Linked DNA regions of Homo sapiens: all the other regions are linked to region 1. Evidence: chromatin loops called from intact Hi-C (ENCODE). Cell type or tissue: dorsolateral prefrontal cortex. All regions are shown on one strand.

What was found. Hi-C counts contacts between places; a loop is a spot of excess contacts. Peaks named below come from ENCODE experiments on the same cell type or tissue, not always from the same donor. Only the 100,000 strongest peaks of a DNase experiment are listed, where the experiment ranks them.
Region 2: a loop joins it to region 1, with 4 times the contacts of the local background. A loop is called at or near these places in 10 of 110 quality-filtered maps.
Region 3: it touches region 1 in a loop (3-fold over the local background); 20 of 110 quality-filtered maps call a loop at or near these places.

The regions. Positions count from the first base shown.
Region 1 is chr9:121,546,885-121,554,884 of GRCh38, reverse strand. The region is part of intron 1 of LOC107987016 (a long non-coding RNA gene); the gene reads left to right. Among named protein-coding and RNA genes, the nearest start is that of GGTA1, 51 kb to the right of the region's middle. In dorsolateral prefrontal cortex, CTCF peaks have their summits at 4,022 and 4,229 (motif pointing left); DNase peaks (open chromatin) are centred at 2,724 and 4,224; H3K4me3 peaks cover 851 bases.
Region 2 is chr9:122,007,818-122,015,817 of GRCh38, reverse strand. All of the region lies in intron 3 of TTLL11 (tubulin tyrosine ligase like 11), which reads left to right. Among named protein-coding and RNA genes, the nearest start is that of TTLL11, 81 kb to the left of the region's middle. In dorsolateral prefrontal cortex, no CTCF peak of the experiment used is centred here; no DNase peak of the experiment used is centred here; H3K27ac peaks cover 4,237 bases.
Region 3 is chr9:121,636,459-121,644,458 of GRCh38, reverse strand. It overlaps a transcript of DAB2IP not described here. Among named protein-coding and RNA genes, the nearest start is that of DAB2IP, 11 kb to the left of the region's middle. In dorsolateral prefrontal cortex, a CTCF peak has its summit at 4,256 (motif pointing left); DNase peaks (open chromatin) are centred at 4,238, 6,428 and 7,901; H3K27ac peaks cover 5,350 bases.

The DNA of each region.
Region 1 (8,000 bases):
AGTATCTAGGCCAGTCAGTGGAAGTGTCCTTTCAAATCCTGCTCCCCATCCAGGGGTGACCACTCCCCATCCAGGTGGGTGACTGTGAGTTCAGCCCCTTTCCAATGCACACAGACATGTACACATGGGCACACACGCACCCACAAGCTTCATTATTCACACCACACACAGCTCATTCCACACGATGGTTCCGTGACATGCTTCTGTCACTTAGCATCTCCCCCGTGTCTTCCCATCTCAGCACCTGGATCCATCCTCTTTGATCTTTGTATTGACCACCAAGCATCACGTGGCAGGCTATGCCACCCTGCACCCAGGCGGTCCCCTACCATTGGGCATCCAGGCTGCTCCCTTCTCTAGGCAATTACCAGCCATGCTGCTGTGACCCTACAACATGCGGTTCTAACTCTGTGCACTGTTGCCAGCCTTTTAGTCAAAAAGATTCTCTGAAGCAAAAGTGCTGTGTTAAAGGGCACAAGAACTGAAGTTTTGGATCAGCGTGGCATCCTGTAGCAGTTTCCTGTCTTGCTGCCAGGAACAAGCATTGCAAACCCTCTGGGACCTGGGGAAGTCCTGTGGGGTGGTCAGGAACTGGGACCTCAGTGTCTCAGATGCCCCTAGGAGACTCTAGGGCTCAGGCATCACCAGGGTGGACAGACCTGCCTCCTCCTGCAAAGTTGGGCCGGGTACCTGTCTTGGTAGAAACCCTTGGGGACAGTTTATCCATCCATCCATCCATCCATCCATCCATCCATCCATCCATCCATCCTTCCATCCTTCCATCCATCCATCTGCCCATGGATTCAGCAAGTATTTCCTGAGCCCTGATTAGGTTCAAGTACTCGGGCTATGGTGGTGAGTACGATCATGTGTCTGCCATTTAAATCTTCACTGTCTGGTGAAGGAGGCACTTGTTCATTCATTCATTTATTTAGCAAATATTTATCTGGGTCTACTACATGCCAGATACCATTCTAGATACTGAAAATACAGCAGGGAACACAGGAGAAAGAAATTCCTGCCCTCATAGACTTACTTCTAGTAGAGGAGACAGATAAGGAACATATAAACATATGTCTAAGACGGGAAGTACCGGAGACCTCATCTGCATGCAGATTGGCCAGGGGAGACCTCCCTGAATAGAGATCTGAAAGCAAGAGGCAGGGCACTGTGCAGATATGATGGGGGGAGTTTCAAAGGGAGAGGGAACAGACAGTGCGAAGGCTCTGAGGCCAGCAGTGGTGGGAGAACAGGTCAGCCCCCGAGGGTCTCGTAGGCAGGGAAGGGCTTGGCTGTTACTCCAAGTGAGGTGGGGCCTGAGGGTGAACATGGCCTCACTTCCAGGCCAGGTGCCAGTTGGGAATAGACTGCAGGGGGCCAGGGCTGAAGTAGTGATGGGGCCAGGAGGCCACTGCACGTGCCTTAACAAGAGATCTTGGACCAGGTGGTCTAGGCGAGGTGGTGAGAAGGCGTGGGACTCTGGTGTATGTTGAAGGTGGTCACTGGCTTTCCTGACGGATTGGATGTGGGGTGAGAAAAAGGAGTGAACGATGACACCAAGCTTTTTGGCTTCCTGAACAGAAGGATGAGGGTCCCAGAAGAAGAGTCAGTGGAGGAAGGGGTTTGAGCCAAGAGCTTCATGTGAACTTGCTGGGCTGGAGGCATCCATTAGACATCGAGTGGAGAGGTGAGGAGCAGCCGGAGGACAGATTCAGGCTGAAATAGAATTCAGGGGCTGTCAGCATGCAAATGGGATTGAAACCCAGGCATCTGAAGGCCGGTGCAAAGGGAAGGAGAGTAGACAGAGGAGAGGAGAGGAGAGGAGAGGAGAGGAGAGGAGAGGAGAGGAGAGGAGAGGTCCCGGCCCAGTCCTGGAAGACACCAACATTAGGTGCAGGAGATGAGGAAGAACCGGCCAAGAGAACTGAGTAGGAGCAGCCAGCCAACAGGAGGAGACCTCAGAGACAGCAGTGACCTGGAAGCCATGGGAGGAGGGCTTTCAGCAAGGAGGGCATGGCCAGCTGGGTCAGGCAAGGCTGAGCAGCTGTATGTGCTGAGGACTGACCGCTGTCCCAAGATTTGGCAACAAGGAGACAGATGATAAGCAACAGCAACACAGTGTGATGAGGGCAGAGACCAGGGAAGCCCAGGTGACCATGGGAGCCCCAAGGAGGGGCACCCAATCAGGGAGGACTTCCTGGAAGAAGGGATGTCTAAGCAGAAACCTGAGGGGTGCACACACATTCCCCAGGTAAAAATGGGGAGGCCAGGCTGAGGGAACAGCACAGACAGAGGCCAGGAGCAGAGAGCAGGCACAGCTCATTTGGGGAACTGAAAGTAAATAAGCCTGGCTGTGATATGGGGCTCAGGAGGGCTTAGGGGTGGGCGAGGGTGTTATTCCTAGAACCCTGGAGAGATCAGCAAAGCAGATGGTGGGGTCCTCAATTAGAGACCAGACTTTGGTGATGGGTGGGTGATGGTAGAGGGAGGAAAGTAGGCTGGTGGCTGGAGAGATGGTGGAGCCATTCCTGAGATGGGGAACCAGGAAGGGAAGCGATTTGAGGAAGATGAGAATTCAGATGACTTTAGGATGCTGGAGGACATTTGAGGCGATATCCATCATCAGCTGGGCATGCAGGCTGGGCATCGAGTCTGGGAGGCGACCGCGTGCACAGGGAGGAGGCCAGACAGGGCTGGGTGAAGGGACACACACACTCATCTCTTTCTGGTGCCGCTTGAGGTCAGCCTGTGTCCAGCCACCCTCTGGGTGCTGGGGAGGGGCCTGGCAACCACCAGTCATTGTGGTTTGTCTCTCCAGACAGCAGGAGTCCAAGGGAAGCCCAGTGGTTCCTTAGACAGGCTGTGGTAACTGTGCCTCGTCCCTGCCACCTCCACCTACCCAGAGGCCACCGAGTGTCTTTGCACACCCCTCAAGCACCCACCACCAGGAGAGGTATGGTCACGAACATTCGCTCATGGCACAGCAATGTATGGAGCACCTGCTGAGTGCTGCATGGTCCTGGCCCTGAGAGAGCAGTAATGACCCAGGAAGACAGACCCCTGCCCTCCTGAGGCCACCGTCCAATGAAAGAGGCAGGCAATAAACCCATCATTAGAATCAAGTGTGAAGCCTGGGCGTGGTGGCTCACGCCTGTAATCCCAACACTTTGGGAGGCCAAGGCAGGAGGATCAGTTGAGGTCAGGAGTTCGAGACCAGCCTGGCCAACATGGCAAAACCTCGTCTCTACTAAAAATACAAAAATTAACCGGTGTGCACCTGTAATCCCAGCTACTTGGGAGGCTGAGGCAGGAGAATCGCTTGAACCTGGGAGGCAGAGGTTGCAGTGAGCAGAGATCGTACCACTGCACTCCAGCTTAGGTGACACAGCGAGACTCCATGTGATGTTGAGAAAGGGAAGCCTGGGGGACCTTTGGGGGCTGGGCGGCAGGGGGGTGCTTCCGGGAGGAGGCAACATTTAAACTATAGGTCTGAAGGATGAGTCAGAGTTAGCCAAGAAGAAAAAGGAGTGAAAAGGTGTTTGAGTGAATGGGAATGGCATGTGGGAACCTCAGAGGTAAGAAAGTGCCTGACAGGTTTAAGGGAATGAAGGGATTAAGTGAGATGGAGCATTGGGTGTTGGCGGTGGTAAGGAACCTCAGGAGTCAGGCTTAGGGACTTGGACCTTCTCCTGAGGGCGATAGGGAGCCATTGCGTGTCTTAAGCAGGGAGTGGCTTGCTCAGATTTGCATGTGGGAGAATTCAGAGACAGATCAGAAACACTCAACCTCAGCCCAGAGGGGCCCAGGCAAGACCCCCCTCTCCCTCCTCTGTAGTTCCCTTGACGCGTGAGGTGGGTCAACACGGCTTGCACTCCCCCAAGGACCCGAACCTAAGGTCCTCTGGAGGCAGGCCCCAAGCCTGTCCTAACAAGTGCCGTGAGAGCCCTCCAGGCCTGCTCTGGGAATCCAGTCTTGTCGCCAGGAGACACGAGCCCATTTGACTCCGGTGGGGGGAGGTGGGCTGGGCGGCACCACCGCGTGAATGCTCCGGAGCTACCCACGGAGGCGACTGACTGGCTGCCAGCGTGCGCTCCGGATGCCACCTGGTAAGGCTGTCGGCGGGAGGCCAAAGAAATCAATCAGGTCCCGAAGACACGCCGCCCCCTCCCTGCCACAACAGTCCCCTGCCCTCGGAGCCTGGAGAGGCTGGGCTGTCCCCGCAGCGCCACCGTGTGGGCGAGGTGGTCACGACGGCAGGTGGTCGGGGCGCTCAGCTGGAGGTGCTGGTGCTGGGGAGAGCGGAGGACACCGCGGGATCGGCAGGCGTTGGGGACCCCACGGCAGCCATCGATCCTATTCTCATCACATAGTTTCAAATTAATTTTTTCAAAACGGAAACATATTTGCGGCCTGTTTGTGACTTGTAATTATTAAGTAATAATATACTTCCTGAAAACAACATGCAAACTCCATGGACTATAGAAAAAGGCAGGCATGGGCAGCTTCCCTGCAGAATTCCATCCCACCACAACCTCTGATTGCATTTTGGCAAACAGGCTTCAGATTATTTTTCTGGCTTCTTTTTTTTTTAAGTCAGGGTCTAGCTCTGTCGCCCAGGCTGGAGTGCAGCGGAGCGGTCATGGCTCACTGCAGCCTCCACTTGCCTGGGTCAACCGATCCGCCCACCTCAGTCTCTCAAGTAACTGGTACTACAGGCACGCACCACCATATGTAGGTAGTTTTTTCATTATTATTTTTGTAGAGACAGGGTCCCACTCTGTTGCCCAGGCTGGTCTCAAACTCCTGAGGTCAAGCAGTCCTCCTGCCTCAGCCTCCCAAAGTGCTGGGATTACAAGCATGAGCCACCATGCCCAGCCCAGATTTTCTTCAACAGAAAGAATATATGTATATGTATATATATATATATATATATATTCACACACACACAAATGAGGTCATATTGCATATGCCTAATGTTCTGCCACTTGCTTTGCTTTTTAAACATTTTTATCAACTGTGGAGTTCGGAGAAAAGAATATTTATTTAGATTGGGCTTGGTGGCTCACACCTGTAATCCCAGCACTTTGGGAGGCCGAGGTGGGCGGATCATGAGGTCAGGAGATCGAGACCATCCTGGCCAACATGGTGAAACCCCATCTCTACTAAAAATACAAAAATTAGCTGGGCATGGTGTCATGTGCCCATCATCCCAGCTACTCGGGAGGCTGAGGCAGGAGAATTGCTTGAATCAGGGAGTCGGAGGTTGCAGTGAGTGAGCTGAGATCGCCCCACTGCATTCCAGCCTGGCAACACAGCAAGACTCCATCTGGAAAAAAAAAATTTATTTAATATACGTGCAGTATATGAATCAGGTTGAAGTGGGACACTGTGTGCCCACCGTCCAATTTAAGAACATTTTAATTACCCTGAAGTTTCTTTTAAAAATATATTTTTCCCTCCTTTCTCACCTTATTATGGATTATATGGGTTTTTTTGTTTGTTTTGGTGGGTTTTTTTTTTTTTTTTTTGGACAAAGTCTTGCTCTATCACCCAGGCTACAGTGCAGTGGTGCGATCTCGCTCACTGCAACCTCCGTCTCCCAGGTTCAAGCGATTCTCGTGCCTCAGCCTCCTGAGTAGCTGGGATTACAGGCACCCATCATCACGCCTAGCTAGTTTTTGTGTTTTCAGTAGAGACGGAATTTCACTATGTTGGCCAGGCTGGTCTTGAACTTCTGACCTCAAGTGATCCGCCCACCTCGGCCTCCCAAAGTGCAGGGATTACAGGCGTGAGCCACCAAGCCCAGACTGATACAGTACTTTTAATTAATCCATGGCATTGCTTTATTAATTTGTTAGTACTCCTTTCTTTTAGTGGTTATCCTAAAGATTATAATGCGTATCCTTGACTTATTAAAGTCTGCTACAGACAAACTCTCACTGCTCGTAGGGAAATGCAGGAAGTTTAGACCACTTAAAACTCCATTTACCCCCTCCTGACTTGGATGCTATTGTCATCTGTTACCATCTGCTATTTGAATCCTTTATATATTTCAAACTCCACAAGACCTAATTATTATTGTTTTATACAGACAATATTTGTTTAGATTAACCAAATATTTTCTCTCTCCATTGGCCTTCATTTCCTCCCAAATCTCCAAGTTTCCATCTGGGATCCATTTTCTCCTGCCTGAAAATCACCCTTTGCTAATTCTTTGATGGGGACGTGCTGGTGATAAATTCTTTCCATTTTTATTTGTATGAAATGTCTCAGTTTCACTTGAATTTAAAAAAAAATTTTCTTTTTCTTTTTATAAAATCAGATCTTCTAGAAGAGGCCACCTTTGTTTTTGAAGAGTATTTTTTGCTGGGTACGTTGGTGTAGGCTGGCAAGAGAAGGCAAGAAAAGAGAGAAAAATAACCGTGTAAGTGGGACAAATAGAAAACAAACAGTAAGACCAGTGGCCTAGACCAGGCACAGTGGCTTACACTTGTAATTTCAGCAATTTGGGAGGCCGAGGCAGGTGGATCACCTGAGGTCATGAGTTCAAGACCAGCGTGGCCAACATGGCGAAACCCTGTCTCTACTAAAAATACAAAAATTAGCCGGGCGTGGTGGCACAAGCCTGTAGTCCCAGCTACTTGGGAGGCTGAGGCAGAATTGCTTGAATCTGGGAGGCGGAGGTTGCAGTGAGCCTAGATCACGCCACTGCACTCCAGCTTGGGTGACAGAGCAAGACCCTATCTCAAACAAAAACAAAAACAAAAACAAAGGCGCAAATCAGATCTGCCTCTCAAAGTTGCTGGAGGGACAGCATGGGGCCAGGGGTAGGGAAAAGCAGGTAGCGACAGGGGCAGAGAGGGGTGGGGATGAGAGTGGGCCCGTATGTGACAGGACACTCCCTGGGGTCAGTTCTTCAGAGCTGGGGGCCCGGAGTTGAGGATGGGAGTGGAGAAGGGAGATGGGGCAGGGGTAGACTCTGGAGTTTGGCAGCCAGGGGAGCCTCAGCGGTGGAGCTGAAAGAGCCCTGGAAGCGGTCCTTGGAGAGTATTTGGGGAGGAAAGCAGGGGATTGCTAAGGAAACCGTCCTACAACAACCCACTCCAGTCGGAGCTCACTGAAGTTCCCGAATAAGAACTCTCTTCTCTTTCAGGGTGCAGCTTCCTACCCACATCTGCACCTCTGAGGGGGTGTATGTATGTGCTGGTGTGTTTGCGTGTTTGCTTTATGTGAGGGGTTTATGTGTTCTTGTGTGTCTGTGTGCAGCCCCTCTCACTGCATAACCACTTTACCCCCATGGCCTGGCTTTCTCTGCTCAGGGCCTCGTATATGCCCGTTCCTCTGCTGGAAAACCCTTTCCCTCCCCTCCCCTTTGCCTGGTGCTCTTCTGCCCATTCATCAAGAGGAGGTGGAGCCCACACCTGTAATCCCAACACTTTAGGAGGCCAAGGCAGGAGGATCCCTTGAGCTCAGGAGTTTGAGACCAGCCTGGGCAACATTGTGAGACTCTGTCTTTACAAAAAAAAAAAAAAAATTTAAATTAGCCGGGTGGTGGCACTCACCTGTAATCTCTGCTACTCAGGAGGCTGAGCTTGAGCCTGGGAGGTTGAGGATACAGCGAGCAGTGATTGCTGGGTGACAGAGCAAGATCTTTTCTCAAAAATAAAAAACAAAGGAGGGGGAGGGGGAGGGGTCTTCTCCCCCAAAAGCCTTCCCTGACCTCCTCACATGTCTAGTGAGGGGCTCCTCTGGTATTCTCGCACCTCTGCCCTGGGCTTCTTTCTCCCCCAGCACTGATCACATTGGGTGCTAATCTCTGGTTCTTGTGTCCATGAGTTCCTCAAGGGCAGGACAGGATCTTGTCTATTTCTATATCCCTGGCACCAGGCAGGGACCTGTCACAGAGAGAGGCTCAGAGGATGCTTGTTGAATGAATGAATGAGGGAATAAGTTAATGACCACATGAACAGCCACTTCTTCAGAAGGGTTTGGGACACAGG
Region 2 (8,000 bases), 460 kb before region 1:
TTTTTTTTTTGTCTCTTTTGAGTTTAGTCATCAAAAGTTAGCCTCTTTGAGGCCAGGGGTATCTGCAGGACCCAGCTTGTCACTTCACAACAGGGTGGGCCAGGCTCGGAGCATGAGAAACTTACCAAAGTGATGCCGTCCGGTGGGAGCGCCAGGTGGCCACCAGCCAGCCTTTCCCTGGTGATGACCCAACCTTCAGCCACACACATCGCCCTCACACGTCTGCAGTAAGCCTGGGAAGTAACATGGAGAATGCAGTGTCTCCTGCTTCTGAAGCACGGCATCCCTGGAGGCCGATGCAGTGGCCCTGGGTTCTGGCGCATAACTAGTAAAGGAGTAAAGACAGAAGTGAGGGGACTCCAGCTGTCAGAAGAAGGCAGATGGTTCAAAGCGGCTGGCAAGGACTCCATAGGAGCCATGGTTTCACCTCCCCATCTGCTTCCAGTGTTATTTCCTTTGTTGCCAAAAATAGAACTTCACCTCCTGCTTGGATGTATTATACTGTTCTTGTGCCCCTTGCTTAACAGTTCAATGTGTTAACTGGGAAAACGATATCATCTGAAACTCAAGATGCTGCTCCCCTCTGGAAAGTATATTTTCCTCTCTGGAAAACATACTTAGGTCCTGTTCATCAGGAAGTCCTTTTAAACAGCCCAAATGACGACTGGCATCTGTGTTGTGCTTGCAGTTTACCAAATGATTTTTATATACATGACCTCTTTTATCTTCACTCAGTTTGGGAAGGTATCATGATCTCTGATTTACAAATGAGGAAATAAAGGATCAGAATCACAGGTACTTGCTCCCGGTTATACAACTGCTGGTGTACTCAGATATTCTTATGTGGTTTAGTGCAATCGTTTCCCGAGGCCTGCTAAGTGCCAAGTGCTGTGGATACAAAACAAGTTAGAAATCCCCTTGCCCTCAGGATTTCTGGTAGAGGAAGGTGACCATTCATTCATTCAGTTGGACATTTATAGGGTCTACATCCCGTCATCTTTCCACTACATCATGTTCTTATTCATCATCTTATAGATGAGGAAGCTGAGATTCAGAGGGTTGAGTAACTGGCCCACAGTCCCATGGCCTATAGGTTCATGTAGCTGGGACTAAGACCCACATCTTCTGACTCTGTCACAGTTTCCTTTAGTGTGAACAAATATTTACTAAGTGCCCTTTATATGTCCAGCCCTGGCAGACTGGGGAGTCAGACAAAACATATAGTCTTGGCTTCCAATGAAGGGTCCTGCTTAGCAGAGGAGACGGATGGTCCAAGCTGGGATGGAATTAAACACAGGCACTATGGAAACCAGCATAACATGGAGTGGGGAAGGTGGGAAGGTGGAGAAGTCAGGAAAAGTTCCTATGCAGTCATTTCAAGTGAAATGAAACACTGAACTGGAGTTAGGAGACAGAGGTTCAAGTCTTTTTATTTTATTTCATTTTTATTTTTTTGAGACAGTCTTGCTGTGTCTCCCAGGCTGGAGTGCAGTGGTACGATCTCGGCTCACTGCAACCTCTGCCTCCTGGGTTCGAGCAATTTTCCTGCCTCAGCCTCCTGAGTAGCTGAGATTACAGGCCTGCGCCACCATGCCCAGCTAATTTTTGTATTTTTAGTAGAGACAGGGTTTTGCTATGTTGGCCAGGCTGCTCTCGAACTCCTGGCCTTAAGTGATCTGCCCACCTCTGCCTCCCAAAGTACTGGGATTACAGGTGTGAGCCACGTGCCTGACCATAGGTTCAAGTCAGGACTCTACCTTTTCACTGACTATGAGACCCTGGCCAAGTCATCTAGCCTTCCCCCACCCGCCAAGGCTTCTTCAGTGCCTCTTCTGCAAAAGGAGGAGATTGTAGATTTTCACTAAGATCCCTTTCTTCTAATTTTTTGTGATTCTCTGGGTTTGGCTTTCCTGGACTTTCATAAAACTCTTCATTGGAGTTAAAATTCTGCACAAGTTTCTGCTGCCAGGGTTTCAGTTGGAGCACAAAGGGCTTTATGTAATCCATCATCATCTTGCTAATGCTGGGGTCAGTGTAGCCTGGGGCTCAGCATCACAGCCAATAATGAAGGCTACGGTATGGCTGCCTCTGTGGGGCTGGCTGTGGCAACCCCCAGGCAATCGCAATTCCTTTATCTCAGCTTCACCCCCTCCCAGGTGAGGAACTGAAGCTGTATCTGCACATTCCTGCACAATCCCTGTGGTGTGATTCGCTGAGACTAGCAGATATTGGCTAAGCCAAGGCATCCTTCCTGTTGGCTCCTTCTGAAGGCCATTCAGAAAGATTCATATCTATCAAGGTTCTCACACTTCTTGACTGTTGCCCTTGCCGCCATTTCCTCTGTTGGGAGACCCTTCCTCCTCTTCTTCACTGCACAAACCTTTGCTACGTATCCTTGTTCAGAGCCGATGTCTCCAAATCTGTGAAGGCCCTTTCTGATACTTCCTCCCCTACTCCACCTCCTATACCCCTGCTGCCTTGAATGTGGGATAGTTGACCACTCTGTCCTCTGATCCCAATCCTGTACTCTCTCAATTATAGGACCCTAAAATATGCTATTTGCAGTGTTCCAGGCTGAGAGACAGTGAGGCAAGGGTTTGGGGTCAGAATAGACCTGGGTTGAAATCCTTTCTTCATTACTTCCTAAGTGTATCCCTCGGGTAAGTTAATTACTCTGAGCCTCAATTTCCTCATCTGTAGCATCAGAGGTTTGCTAGGAGAATCACACTCTATCCCCTCACTAAGTGGACATTTACTTATCTGCTCTCCCTGTTAAACTGGGGGTCCCTTGAGGAACTGGAATCTGGTCAGATTTATTTCTGCTCCCCAGTGCCCAACACAAAGGGGACCCTCAGGTGTATGTGTGAAATGAATGAATATTAAGAAAGGATTTGCAGTTTCAAATGGAAATCTAAGCTGGAGCTAAGAATGCTTAGACAAAGTGTTCTGGGTCTTCATGGCTTTTTGAAAATGTGGAAATGAATATATTTTAATTTTTAATAAAAATCTGATCTTGAGATGAATTATCTCATTATATGATGATAGATCACTTAGGAGAAGAAAAGAGCTAAGACTTCTTTTTGACTGAATTGTATCCCTGTTTGGCTTAACTTGGTGTGTGTGTGTGTGTGTGTGTGTGCGTGTGTGTGTGTGTATGTGTATTTTTTCCTCCTGCCAGAGACAGTCCTGTGCAATAACACTTCTCATACTAGGAGCTTATTGTTTAATTTTCTAAACTTCAATTTGCCCCCAATACATTTAATGTTTTAAATCACAAGTATTACAATCTTGCTACCTTGCCGTACTGATTTATTATGTGGAATTTTGAGATGAATACGATCATTAGAGGGCCACTGCTTTAATATGCTTTTTTTTTTCTCTCTCTCTCTAATGGCAAGCTTTTAAAAAGAAAAAGTAGGAGAAGTAAACATTTTTCTGGGACAGTCTATTTTAAAGGTCAAGAAAACCTTGCTTCCCCAAAGGAAGTTAAAGGTCATCTTTCACCCTTCAATTTTTGTCCTTTCATTTCATTTTGCAAAAGTTCTTAGTGATGTAGCCTGAGTCACTTGACTAGAGATGTCTAATTTTCTACGAGAAAAGAGCAGAGCCAATCTTGACTTCAATGCCTATTTCAAAAGGAAATTATAAAAATTGCTCTGCTCTACCCTTTTTCCTCATCTCCAAAGAAAGAAAGAAATCTCTCCTATTCTGTTTCTTGTTCAACTTCTTTTCTGTGTAATTGTATCTTGGAGGGGTTCTAATGAAAGGCAAAGCAAAGTAGAGATTTGAATTTAGAAAGGTGATGTAATCAAATTTTCTGGCCTTGCTAATGAAAGGATTCTCTTGTCCTTTCCCCTCACGCAAACATGCACCCTCTTCTCCCACCTTCCTTCTGAAATTAACCCTGTACATTTGCTAGAAGGATTAGAAGAATAAGATAAAAGGATATGTTTGGCTAGAATATATCGATAACAGTTCTTCTCTGTGTGTTTGGACCTAAGGATCCCTTCTTTTTCTTTTAGCTTTTTATTTTGACATAATTTTGGACTTACTGATAAATTGTAAGAATAATACAAATAATTTCTACATATCCTCCATGCAACCCCAGATGTTAACATTGATGTCTGCCGTCTCTCTCCTTTTTGAGAGTATGTTGCATACATGATGTTCCTATATGTACCCCTAACCACTTCTGTGTGTATTTCTGAAAAATAAGAGCACTTTCTTTCATAACCAGTGTCATTATCAAAATCATGAAATCAACAGCTATCTAGTATTATCATTTTCAGAATTTATTCAGATTTTAAAATTGTAATTTTTTATATATTGACTAGGGTTATTTAAAAACACACACTAGTTATGGGGCATACATCACATGCTCTGGCTATAATCGTGAATACATTATATACTTTTTTTCTTATTTAATTCTCACATTACACCTATAAGATGGATACTCTTATTACCTCCATTTTATAAATAAGGAGAATAAAATAAGGCTATATTAGTCTGTTTTCATGCTACTGATAAAGACATACCTGAGACTGAGTAATTTATTAAGAAAAAGAGGTTTAATGGACTCATAGTTCCATGTGTCTGGGGAGGCCTCACAATCGTGGCGGAAGGCAAAAGGTACATCTTACATGGTGGCAGGCAAGTGAGAATGAGAGCCATGAGAAAGGAGAAACTCCTTGTAAAACCATCAGCTCTGATAAGACTTATTCACTACCACAAGAACAGTATGGGGAAAACTGACCCCATGATTCAATTATCTCCTACCAGGTCCCTCCTGTGACATGTGAGAATTATGGGAGCTACAGTTCAAGATGAGATTTGGGTAGGGACACAGCAAAACCATATCAAAGGCTTAGAGAGTTCAAGTGCCATGCCCAAGCTTACGCATTCCTCTCTAGGTACTTAGCAGGTACTAACAACCATTAGGTGGCAGATCTTGCTTTGAATCATGACCTATCAGACACTGAAAGCCATATTTTTAACTATCATGTAAACTACAACTCTGATTTTGAGGACATTTTGGCAGATTTCAGTTCTAGAGAGAATTACCTTGGAAATAACCTATTAAATGTAAACAGATGTGATATGGAATATTCAAATGCCCATGGAAAGCTGTCCTTCGATTGGATACATTTGTCAATACAGCTAACAATACTATATTTGAATGCTTGTTTTTGTAGCAGCATAACTAATGGTTAGATGTCCCTCCATTGCAGAGGATGGCAAACTTCCTGTAAAAGCCAGATAGTAACTCTTTTCAGCTTTGTAGGTCATAGAGTCTCTGTCATAAATACTCAGCTCTGCTGTTGGAGTGTGAAAGCAGACATAGACCATCCATACGTAAATGAGAAAACTTTCTTTACAAAACAGGCACTGGTATACTTGAACCACGCTCCAAAGTTTGCCAGCCCCTGAGATAGAGGGCTGAAATAATCTCACTTCATTGAGGAGGCTCTAAAGGGGTGTTACAATTGCAGCAAGAAAAAATAGATGTATTTTCGTTTTAAGCAATACCTGAATCTCATTTTTATAAAGGGAGGGAGTCGACATGGTTTTCATTTTCACTTAATACAACTTTCATTGTGTGTCAGTTGTATTAAATGATGATTAAGAGGAAAGAGACTTGTGTTAAATGATAAAGGTAATTTATAAGGAAGAATGAACTGTCAGATTAACTAAACATTAGAAGGCACTTCAGAGGCAATATTAATACATGAAATAATGTTAAGAAAAACATAATAAAGCTCAATACTAGTCTATTTATACAGGTTTAATGACCACGTAGGATACAGTTTCTCTTGGAGAGATACAAAGACAAAGAGGAAGGTGGAAAAAGAGAAACAAATATTAGAGAATTAAATTTAGTTTATGGGAAATTATATGATTATTTATTAAAATTATATATAGTAGCCATCTCTAGAGATAGCAAAGAAGAAAATAGATCAGCCTTCATGGACTGGATTTAGATTTCTAACTATCTGAAATCATGGAATGGATTCATATAACCCCTTGAAATTAGTACATCTCTATTATTCTATAGTTTTATGAAGCAGACACTAAAATGGCTATGTGTGTATACAAAGTCATATATATATTTTAAACTTTTATTTAAAGTCATATATATATATATACAACATTCATTCTTCTCTGGACAGTATATAGTATTATATATGTGCATATATGTGTTCTTTATGTATATCTACTTATATATAGTGTTTATATAGTAAATGTGTTTATGTACACATTATGGTATATAGAGTACATACATATATGTCTACATATATACTATACAGAGAATAGAGAACAATAAGTAATGTACAGGTAAATATTTATGCATCATTCATTTTATTAGATTTTCACATCAAAAAAGCTGGTGAAGTTAACAGTGAGTAGATATTAAAAATTTTTTAAATTTTAATAAATTTGTATTTTTATTGTTTACTTAATAAAATTATCATTTTGTTATGTTAAAATAAATATTTAATTGGCAAATAAAAAATGTATGTATTTATCATGTACAACATGTTGTTTTGAAATATGCATACATTATGGAATGGCTAAATTGAGCTAATTAACATGCAGATTACCTCACATATATATCATTTTTGTTTGTGGTGAGAACACTTAATATCTACTCTCTTAGTAGCAATTTTCAAGAATACAATACATTGTTATTAACTATACTCACCATGTTGTACAATAGATCTCTTGAACTTATTCCTCTAATCTAACTGAAATTTTGTATCCTTTGACAAATAGCTCCCCAATGCCCCTAGCCCCTGGTAACCCTCATTCTATTCTCTACTTCTGTGTGTTCAACTTATTTAGATTCCACAGATAAGTGAGATCATGCAGTATTTGTCTTTCTGTGCCTGGCTTATTTCGCTTAACGTCCTTCAGGTTCATCCAAGTTGTTGCAAATGACAGGATTTCCTTCTTTCTTAAGGCTGAACTATATTCCATTGTGTAGACATGCCACATTTTCTTCATTCATTCACCCGCGACGGACACAGGTTGATTCCGTATCTTGGCTATCGCAAATCATGCTGCAATAAGCACGGGAGTGCGGATCTCTCTTCAACATATTGGTTTCATTTCCTTTGGATAAAAACCCAGTAGGATTTCTGGATCATGATGGGTAGTTCTATTTTTAGTTTTTTTGTTTTCCATAATGGCCATACTAATTTACCTTCCCACCAACAGTGTGCAAAGGTTCCCTTTTCTCCACATCATCGCCAAGATCATGTCTTTTTGATAATAGCTGTTCTAACAGGTGACAGCTCATTGGGTTATTAATTTGCAGTTCTCTGATGATTAGTGATTCTGAGCATTTTTTCATATCCCATTGGCCATTTGTATGTTTTCTTTAGACAAATATCTATTCAGATTCTTTGCCCATTCTTTAATAGGGTTATTTGTTTTCTTACTACTGAGCTGAGTACCTTATATATTTTGGATATTAACCCTTTATCAGATGTCTGGTTTGCAAATATTTTCTCCCATTCCATAGGTTGTCTCTTTATTTGGTCGACTGTTTCCCATTCAGATTTTGACAATTATCCAAATAATGTATAGCAAAAGAAGGTCCTGGATTGTGCATCACATTTGGTTGTTGTGTCTTTTTAGTCTCCTTCAATCTGGAAGAATTTCTCAGTCTTTCTTTGTGTTTCATGACATTGGTATTTTTGATGAGCACAGGCTACTTAGTACACTGCCCCTCAATTTGGGTTTGTCTGGGGTTTCCTCAGTATTAGATCCAGGATACACATTTTTGGCAGGAGTACCACAGAAGCAACATTGTGTTTTTCTCGTGGGTATCATATCTGGAGGCACATGATGTCCTTCTGTCTTATTACTGGTAATGTCAACTTTAATCATTTGGCTAAGGTGGTGTCTGCCAGATTTTCATGGAAAAGTTGCTATTTTCCCCTTTCTAATTAGTAAGTATCTTGTGGGAAGATACTTTAAGACTACGTAATGTCCTGTTA
Region 3 (8,000 bases), 90 kb before region 1:
CGCCTGGCTAATTTTTGTATTTTTAGTAGAGACGGGGTTTCGCCATGTTGGCCAGGCTGGTCTCGAACGCCTGACCTCAGGTGATCCACCTGCCTCAGCCTCCCCAAGTGCTGGGATTACAGGCATGAGCCACTGCGCCCAGCCTTTCTTTCCTTTCTTTTCTTTCTTTCCTTCTTTCTCTTTCCTTCCTTCCCTCCTTTCTCCTTCCTTCCTTGTTTCCTTCCTCTTCCCCTTCCCCTTCCTCTTCCTCTTCTTCCTCTTCTTCCTCCTCCTCTTCTTCTTCTTTTTTAGACAAGGTCTCGCTCTGTTGCCCAGGCTGAAATGCAGTGGTGGGATTATAGCTCACTGCGACCTCGAATGCCTGGGCTCATGTGACCCTCCTGCCTCAGCCTCCCGAGCAGCTAGGACTACAGGCGTGTGTGCCACCATGCCTGGCTAATTTTTTAACTTTTTGGTAGAGACACAGTCTTGCCATGATGCTCAGACTGGTCTCGAACTCCTGGCCTTAAGTGATTCTCCCACCTTATTGTCCCAAAGCACTGGGATTATAGGTTTGAGCCACCATGCCTAGCCTTGGCTATTTCTTTTCTCACTAATTTGTGGATTGGTTGAGAGGACAGTCCAGAGCTGATCAGTACAGCTCCCAGCCCAGAGCAGGCTCTTAGCAACAGTGGGAGAGATGATGGCAACATTCGAAAAAAGTGGCTGAGCCTATCTGACCTGGAGTCAGCACTGAGAGAATTTGGAGAAGAGAGAAGTCCTGGAAGACTGCCTGGAGGAGGAGACACTGGCATGGAGCTAGACGGCTGAGTAGGAGTTGACTGCATAGCGAGCAGAAAAGTATATTCTTGGAGGGAGAGACAGCATGAGAAAAGCCCCAGAGGTGGAAATGAACAAAGCATGTACTGGAGACAGTGGGTAGGATGGTGAGGCTGGAGCAGAGGATACAGTGAGGACTGGGGAGCAGGCTATGTGAGGGGTGAGATCAGGGAGAATAGACAGGGAGATAGAACCAAGTTGGGGTGAGGCCCAGGCAGCTTCTCCAGAGGGGAAGAAGAGAAGTGGTAAGGGCAGAACTCTGGTGGGAGATCTGGGCTTGAGGCTTAGATTTGTCACTGTGTGGCTGTGCAACCTTGAATAAGTCACGGTGCCTCTCTGATCCTCCCTCTGCAAAAAATGAAAGAAGGGGATGGCTCCATATGGCAGGCTTACAGGTGTGGGGCTGGACTGGATGCCATTAACTACATTGGGAGCATTCAGAAACAGATTCCAGGGCCCCACTCCCAGCATCCCTGAATCCAGATTTTGATGGGTAGGGCCAAGGAATCTATATTCTTAAAAGAGCTTTCTAGTGGCTTTCTTGAGGAGCCACTGGCTAAGATAGTTCTGGACTCAGCTTGATAACTTTTCAATCTCTGAATGTGCCAAACGTGGTCCCACCTCAGGGCGTTTGCATCTCCAGTTCCTGCTGCCTCATTCCCACAAACCCCAGATCTTCAGATGGACAGCTCCTTCCTGTCATTCAGGCCTCAGCTCAAATATCACACCCTCAGAGACCTTCCCTGGACCCCTTATCTCAAGTGCCTTTGCCCCAATCTCTCCATGATATCCCATTGCCCTGTTTTATTTTCTTCCACATAGCGCTTCCTGAAACTATCTAATCTGTGTATTCAGATGTTCATTAATTTGTTTCCCCAGACTTTAATGAGGACAGGAACCTTGTGAGTCCAGTTCACAGCCATATGCCCAGTGCATAGAATAGCACTCAATAAATGTGTGATGAACGAGGTGCATGAAGGGAGCTGGGCTCAAAGCCCCTGTTCTTTTTTTTTTTTTTTTTTTTAATAGAAAAGAAGCTGTGGTTCCAGCACTTTGGAAGGCCAAGAGAGGAAGATCACTTGAGCCCAGGAGTTTGAGACCAGCCCTGGCAACACAGTGAGACCCTGTCTCTACAAAAAAAAAAAAAAAAAGAAAAAAAAGCCAGGTGTGGTGGCTCACGCCTGTAATTGCAGCACTTTGGGAGGCTGAGGTGGGTGGATCACCTGAGATCAGGAGTTTGAGACCAGCCTGGCCAGCAATGGTGAAATCCCATCTGGAAGCCGACACACGAGAATTGCTTGAGCCCGGGAGGCAGAGGTTGCAGTGAGCTGAGATTGCACGACTGCACTCCAGCCTGGGCGACAGAGTGAGACTCAGTCTCAATAATAATAATTAGCCAGGCATGGTGGTGTGTGCCTGTAGTCCCAGCTACTTGGGAGGATGAGGTGAGAGGATTGCTTGAGCCAGGGAGGTTGAGGCTACAGTGAGCTATGATCGTGTCACTCTACTCCAGCCTGGGCAACAGAGGAAGACCCTGTCAAAAAAAAAGAAAGTGAGAAAGAAAGAAAGAAAGAAAGAAAGAAAGAAAGAAAGAAAGAAAGAAAGAAAGAGAGAGAGAGAGAGAGAGAGAGAGAGAGAGAGAGAAAGGAAAGAAAGAAAGAAAGAAAGAGAGAGAGAGAAAGAAAGAAAGGAAAGAAAGAGAGAAAGAAAGAAAGAAAGAAAGAAAGAAAGAAAGAAAGAAAGAAAGGGAAAGAAATGGACAGAAAGAAAGAAAGAAAAGAAAGAAAGAAAAAGAAAGAAAGAAAAGAAAGAAAGAGGAAGGAAGAAGGAAAGAAGGAAGGTAGGCAGGCAGGCAGGCAGGCAGGCAGGCAGGCTGGCTGTGGGACCAGGAACAAGTGACCTACCTCTTGAGGCCTGGTGTGACACATGGATGGCAGGCTGGAAAGTTTATTTTTGAGTGGCAGCTGAGGATGGTCAGCAGGCCAGGGTGCAAATCCTGACCGTGAAGGAACTGGCACAGAGATTGCACTCGGTGAATGAATGAATGGATGAATAAATGCCTTCACTTTGCTGTGTGCCTTTGAACAAGGCTCCTCTGGCTCACAGCCCCAGCCTCCCCTCCTACAAAATGGGGTTGGCCTGGGTGGGTGTTCAAGGCCATTGGGTATTGACACTCAGAGCCTCTGTGTCCAATCTGGAACATAAATGGGAGCCATAGCTGGTGTTAGAGGAGAGGCAAGCACTGCCAGAGCCACGGTTCTCACATTTACTGGCCTTTCCTGAGGATCCCACCTAGCCCATAGCTAGCATCCTAAGACCAGGTAGGTGGGAATTAAATGGAGCTTCTGCCATCCTCATTCCTCAAATCCCCTTGGGAGTGAGAACAATCCCAGCTCTGCCCCCATCCTGGGAAGAGCATTTTGTCTGGAAATTCTACCAGGAAAACAAGGAAGGGTTGGGCCCCTATAATTTCTGCACCTGCTCAAACAGGAAGTAGCAGAAAGTTTGGGGCCAAGAAAAACAAGTTCAAGGTCATCCTGGATATCAGCATCCCCCATAGCCAAGGAGTCACCCCATCCCAGGAGGAGCTCTCTTGGCAATTAATGATTAACAGACAGATGGGGTATAAAGAGGGGATGGCCCAGGACCCACCCTTTAGCCTGTCACCAAAGGCTTAAGAGGAAGAAAAATTCACCTAGTCTTGTCTAGCATACCTTTGGTGACAGGGAGCTCACTACCAAACCAGCCCCCCATTGCCCTGAGAAAGTATGAAAGTGAAGCTGCCTTCCCACAACTGGGAACTGCAGAAGGCCTCAAGAGATCTAGTGGTCAGCCCACTCTCAAGTCAGAGGTCCAGAGGCTCAGGACTGGCCCCACCCCACGCCGTAGGCCTGCCCACAGGTTCCCAGCAGCAGAGGAAGCTGTAGCAGGCAAAGTAAGGAAGGGCCAGTTGGAGAGTTGGGGCTGGAGTTTAGCCTGTAGCCCAGCCCCTAGTCCCTCCTGACTCTGATGCTGAACTTGGGGAGGGGCTGACCTCTGATTGATCCTCATTTAAAAGCCCAGAGGACATGGTGTGGGGGGAGGTGGGGAGGCCTGAAGTCACCCCAATCCCACTGACAGTCCTAGGGAGGCAGCTTGGGCAACAGATGCCCTCTCCTCTTCCCCTGCAGCCTCTGTCCCGGGAAGCTGTAAGGAAGTTTCACAATGTTCTGGGCCTGCTTTCTCTGATGTCGCATTTCTTGTGTCCTCCTGGTGCTCTCTCTCTCATTGTCGCCCCCCTGACACAGGCTCCCATGCACACACAGGCCCGTCTTCCCACCCAGGCCCACACCTACCTCTCCGGAACAGTGAGCTCTTTCTAGATCCGCACTACCCAGCCCAGGCCCACACAGCAGCGGGGAGCCCTCAGCAGGTGCTGATCTGCGCTGCCCCCTGCTGGGCTATGGAGCCCTAGGATAAAGTACCCCTTGCCCCAGGCATCACCCAGGACTCCCAGGGCTCCTGGGGCGATGCACAGGAAGGACCCCTGAGTGGCATGGCATAGGATTCCAGTCTCCTAAGCAACTTGGGCCAGCCGACCCCATGCCCTCTGGGCCCCTGTTCCCCTGATGCAAGGAAGGGGATGCCCAGAACTTCAGATCTTGGACTTCGAGACATTCCAGTCCCCTGGGATGTGGGTTAAAGTGCAGACACTTGGGCCCACCGGGCAGAGTCTAAGTTAGCCAGTCTGGGGAACAGCCCAGGAGTCTGCATTTTTCATCAGCGGGCAGTGGTCCCACAGGTGATTCCAAAGCAGGTCATCCGTGGGCCGCACTGAGCCTCACTCGCCCACCTGTTGCTCTCTCTCAGGCTTTGAGACCACAGCCCCCAATAAAGACCTGAATCTGCTTTGTCCAAACTGCAGCCTGTTCCTTTTTTTCAGCACCCCATGTGCTGCAGGCAGGGAGGGGTTATAAACCTCATGGTACAGATGGGCAAACTGAGGCCCAAAATGGAGAACACCCAGTTTGAACAGTGCCTGACCCACAGTGAGGCCCCCAGCTTCCACCTCCCTCCGCAGGCTCCCCATGTGGTCTGGATTCTGGGGCCCAGCAGGTCATCTAGGGCCAGGCAGCAGCCGTGACTGGCATTCTTTGTTCTGGTCCCTATGCCCTCTGACCTCAGCAGGTCCTGGGCTGATTAAAATATCCCCTTACAGCTCTGATAGGCATGGTATCCCCTTACAGGGCAGAGAGGGACACGGTCCCATCTGAGGCAATACAGCCAGCTTGCCGCTGTGCTCTGACCACCCTCGGGAGCTGCACACTGCTAGCACAGGGAGATTAGAGGACTTTGGCCTAGAGGGTTTGCAGAGACCTGCTAGAAGAAAGCAAAGCTCAGAGAGGGCAGAGTTGCCCAAGGCCACTCAGTGCATACTTAATCCCAATTCAGTGCTTCCCCTTTGTCAGGCAGTGTCAATTCAGCAAGTCCTTCTAATGACCAAAAGCAGTGAATCCTGTTACTCTCCCATTTTACAGGCACAAGAGTTGATTAGTGGCAGAGACAGGATTCAATCCCACACAGCCTTGACTCTAGTCCTAGCCTAGGATAGTGGTCAGTGGATATGGCCCCAGCCCTACTCCTATCTTCCCTCTTACCACACCCTACTCCTATCCCTTCCCCAACCACCCTGGCCCCCAGCCCTTCACTGCTTCTTTCCTTTGTGTCTTTGCTCCCATGATTCCCACCTCCTAGGATACAGGACATGGGGCTGGCTTTGTAGACTTGGAGCCTGCTCTGTGAAATGGGCTCTTCAGAGCTCCAAATTCCAGCTTGAGGCTGTCCACCTCATCACCTTCATTGACATCTCCCAGAACCAGGGCATCGCCATCTCTACCTTTGGGGACCTCCATCCCCCCGAACTGTCCCCCCAAATCCTCCGCTGCCTCCTCAGTGTGGTTCTCCATAAAACAGCCAGAGTGAAATCTGAAACACAGCCCCTGCCCTAGCTGCCCTGGCCCTGCTGGCCTTTGGCCACTCTTTCTGGCTCACCTTCCCTGCCACAGCTCTCTTGAGCCACCTGGCTGACTCGCATTCACTCTTCCTTTCCAGAAAAACCACCACTCCCCTCTCTCAATTCACCGCCTCCTCCACAGCCCTCCTGCAACACTCTCTCTGAGCTCCCTGCGCCTTTCCTCCAGGGAGCCCACTGCTTTGTGCAGTGCCATACAGGCGTCTCTCGGTATCCCAGGGGTATTGGATCCAGGATACCAAAATCCAATCAGATACCAAAATCCAAGCACGCTCAAGTCCCTGACATTAAAATATAGCATATGCATACCCTCCTGTATACTTTAAATCATCTCTAGAATACTTATAGCTAATACAATGTAAATGCTATGGAGATAGTTGTATTGTTTAGGTAATGATGACAAGAAAAAGTCTGTACATGTTCAGTACAGATGCAATTTTTTTCTATCTTCAATCCTTGGTTGGTTGAATCCACAGATGCAGAACCCATAGATTCGGAGGGCCGACTGCATATTTTTTGATGATTCATCTCACATCTGTCTCTCCTGGCACACTGCTCTCCCTGAGGTCATAACCCAGTGCCCAGCTTGGCATTGTCACACAGCAGCTGCCAATGGGGGGAGGGGGGTGTCACCATTGAGTACATAGGAAGTGTGCACATCAGAGCCCCTCGGACCCCTGGGCCTCGTGCATCATGAACCTGCCAGGCTCACAGCAAAACAGGGCCAAATGCCTTCCGCCCCCACCCCAAACAAGTCACTGCTCAGGACTTCTTAATTTTCCTCCCCACAGGTTGCAGGGCTTCTCATTCTGTGATTTATAGCCCATCATATAAATTCCCCCATTATCTTTCACATGCAGCGCTCGGCCTCTCTGCCATTTAATAATACATTTGACTGGCTGGGCCTCTCCCGGGAGAAATCTAAAGCTTGGCTGCAATTCGGGGGCAGGCAACGCGGAATTCCAAGGGGTCATTTCAGACCCAAACCTTCAGCAGGTCTGAGCCTCCTACTCAGGGGCTAACTGGGCAGGGTCCCAATCCCTCTCCCCTCCCTTCCTCCAACAGAGAGACCATTGGCTGAGACGTCTCAATGTCCACTGGAGCTCTAGTGGCCAGTTTTACAGCAGGGGAGACCCTGCTTCTTCCCCCACCAGACTCAGTGGTTTCAAGGCTCCACAGCCATGATCTCAATCTACCTTTCCAATTCCCCGAGCAAGGCAGGAACCCATCGGAACCGTTTCACGGACGAAGTGGCTTCTCTGAAATATAGGGAGGTTGCCCCAGCCCTGCCCACTCCACGGGTGCTTGCTAGGCTCAGCCAGCAGAGAGTTCAAGGGTATCCTCTGTGCCAGGCACTGCACCCAGTGCTTGACTTGAATTGTCTCATTGCATCCTCACAAAAGCCTTCAGAGGGAAAAGGTGCTATTATGCCCATTTTGCAGATGGGGAAATCAAGCCTCAGAGACACTAAATTTCCCTAGGCTCCTCCAGGAAGCAAATAGCAGCTCCCTGGGGGAAAGTCTTACTGGAATGAAGGATGAGAAGGGGCTGGAGGCTACAGAGAACTCATGGCTTCATGCAGAGCCCTGCATTACAAAACAAAGTGTCCAGAAGGAAAAGAGAGCTCAAGGCTTTAGGATCTGACAGTCCAGGGGATAAATCCTACCCCTGGGGGTTCTCAGCTCTGTGACCTAGGGCAAGTTCCCTAACCTCTCTGGGCCCAAACTCCCCACTCTGTAGAATCTGAATACTATCCTCCCAGAACTGTCACAAGACTTGAATGAGACTGCACTCAGGAAGCTGCCTGGTAAACTGCCCAGTCCTGCACCGTGTCATTTTGGCTTGTTAGAACGGAGGAATCAAGACGTGGTGTAAAGACATGCAAAGACTCCTCCAGGCTGACATGGGACTGGCGGTTCAGAACAATGTGGGGATCTGGGCAGAAGACAGGGCTCCTCCTCAGCCCCATGCACCCACAGGCCAAGCTGCTTACCTCACTCTCGTACCAGCCACCTCCTGCCCAGACTTGGGAGAAACCAGACGGCCCTCCTGCTCCCGAGAGCACAGATCCCAGCGTTGCTCAGCTGGGGAGAGCAGCGAGAACTGGGCGTAGGGGCACTCCAGGCTAGCCCAGGCCAGGCCTCCCGCCTCTCCTCCCACCCAGCCACCA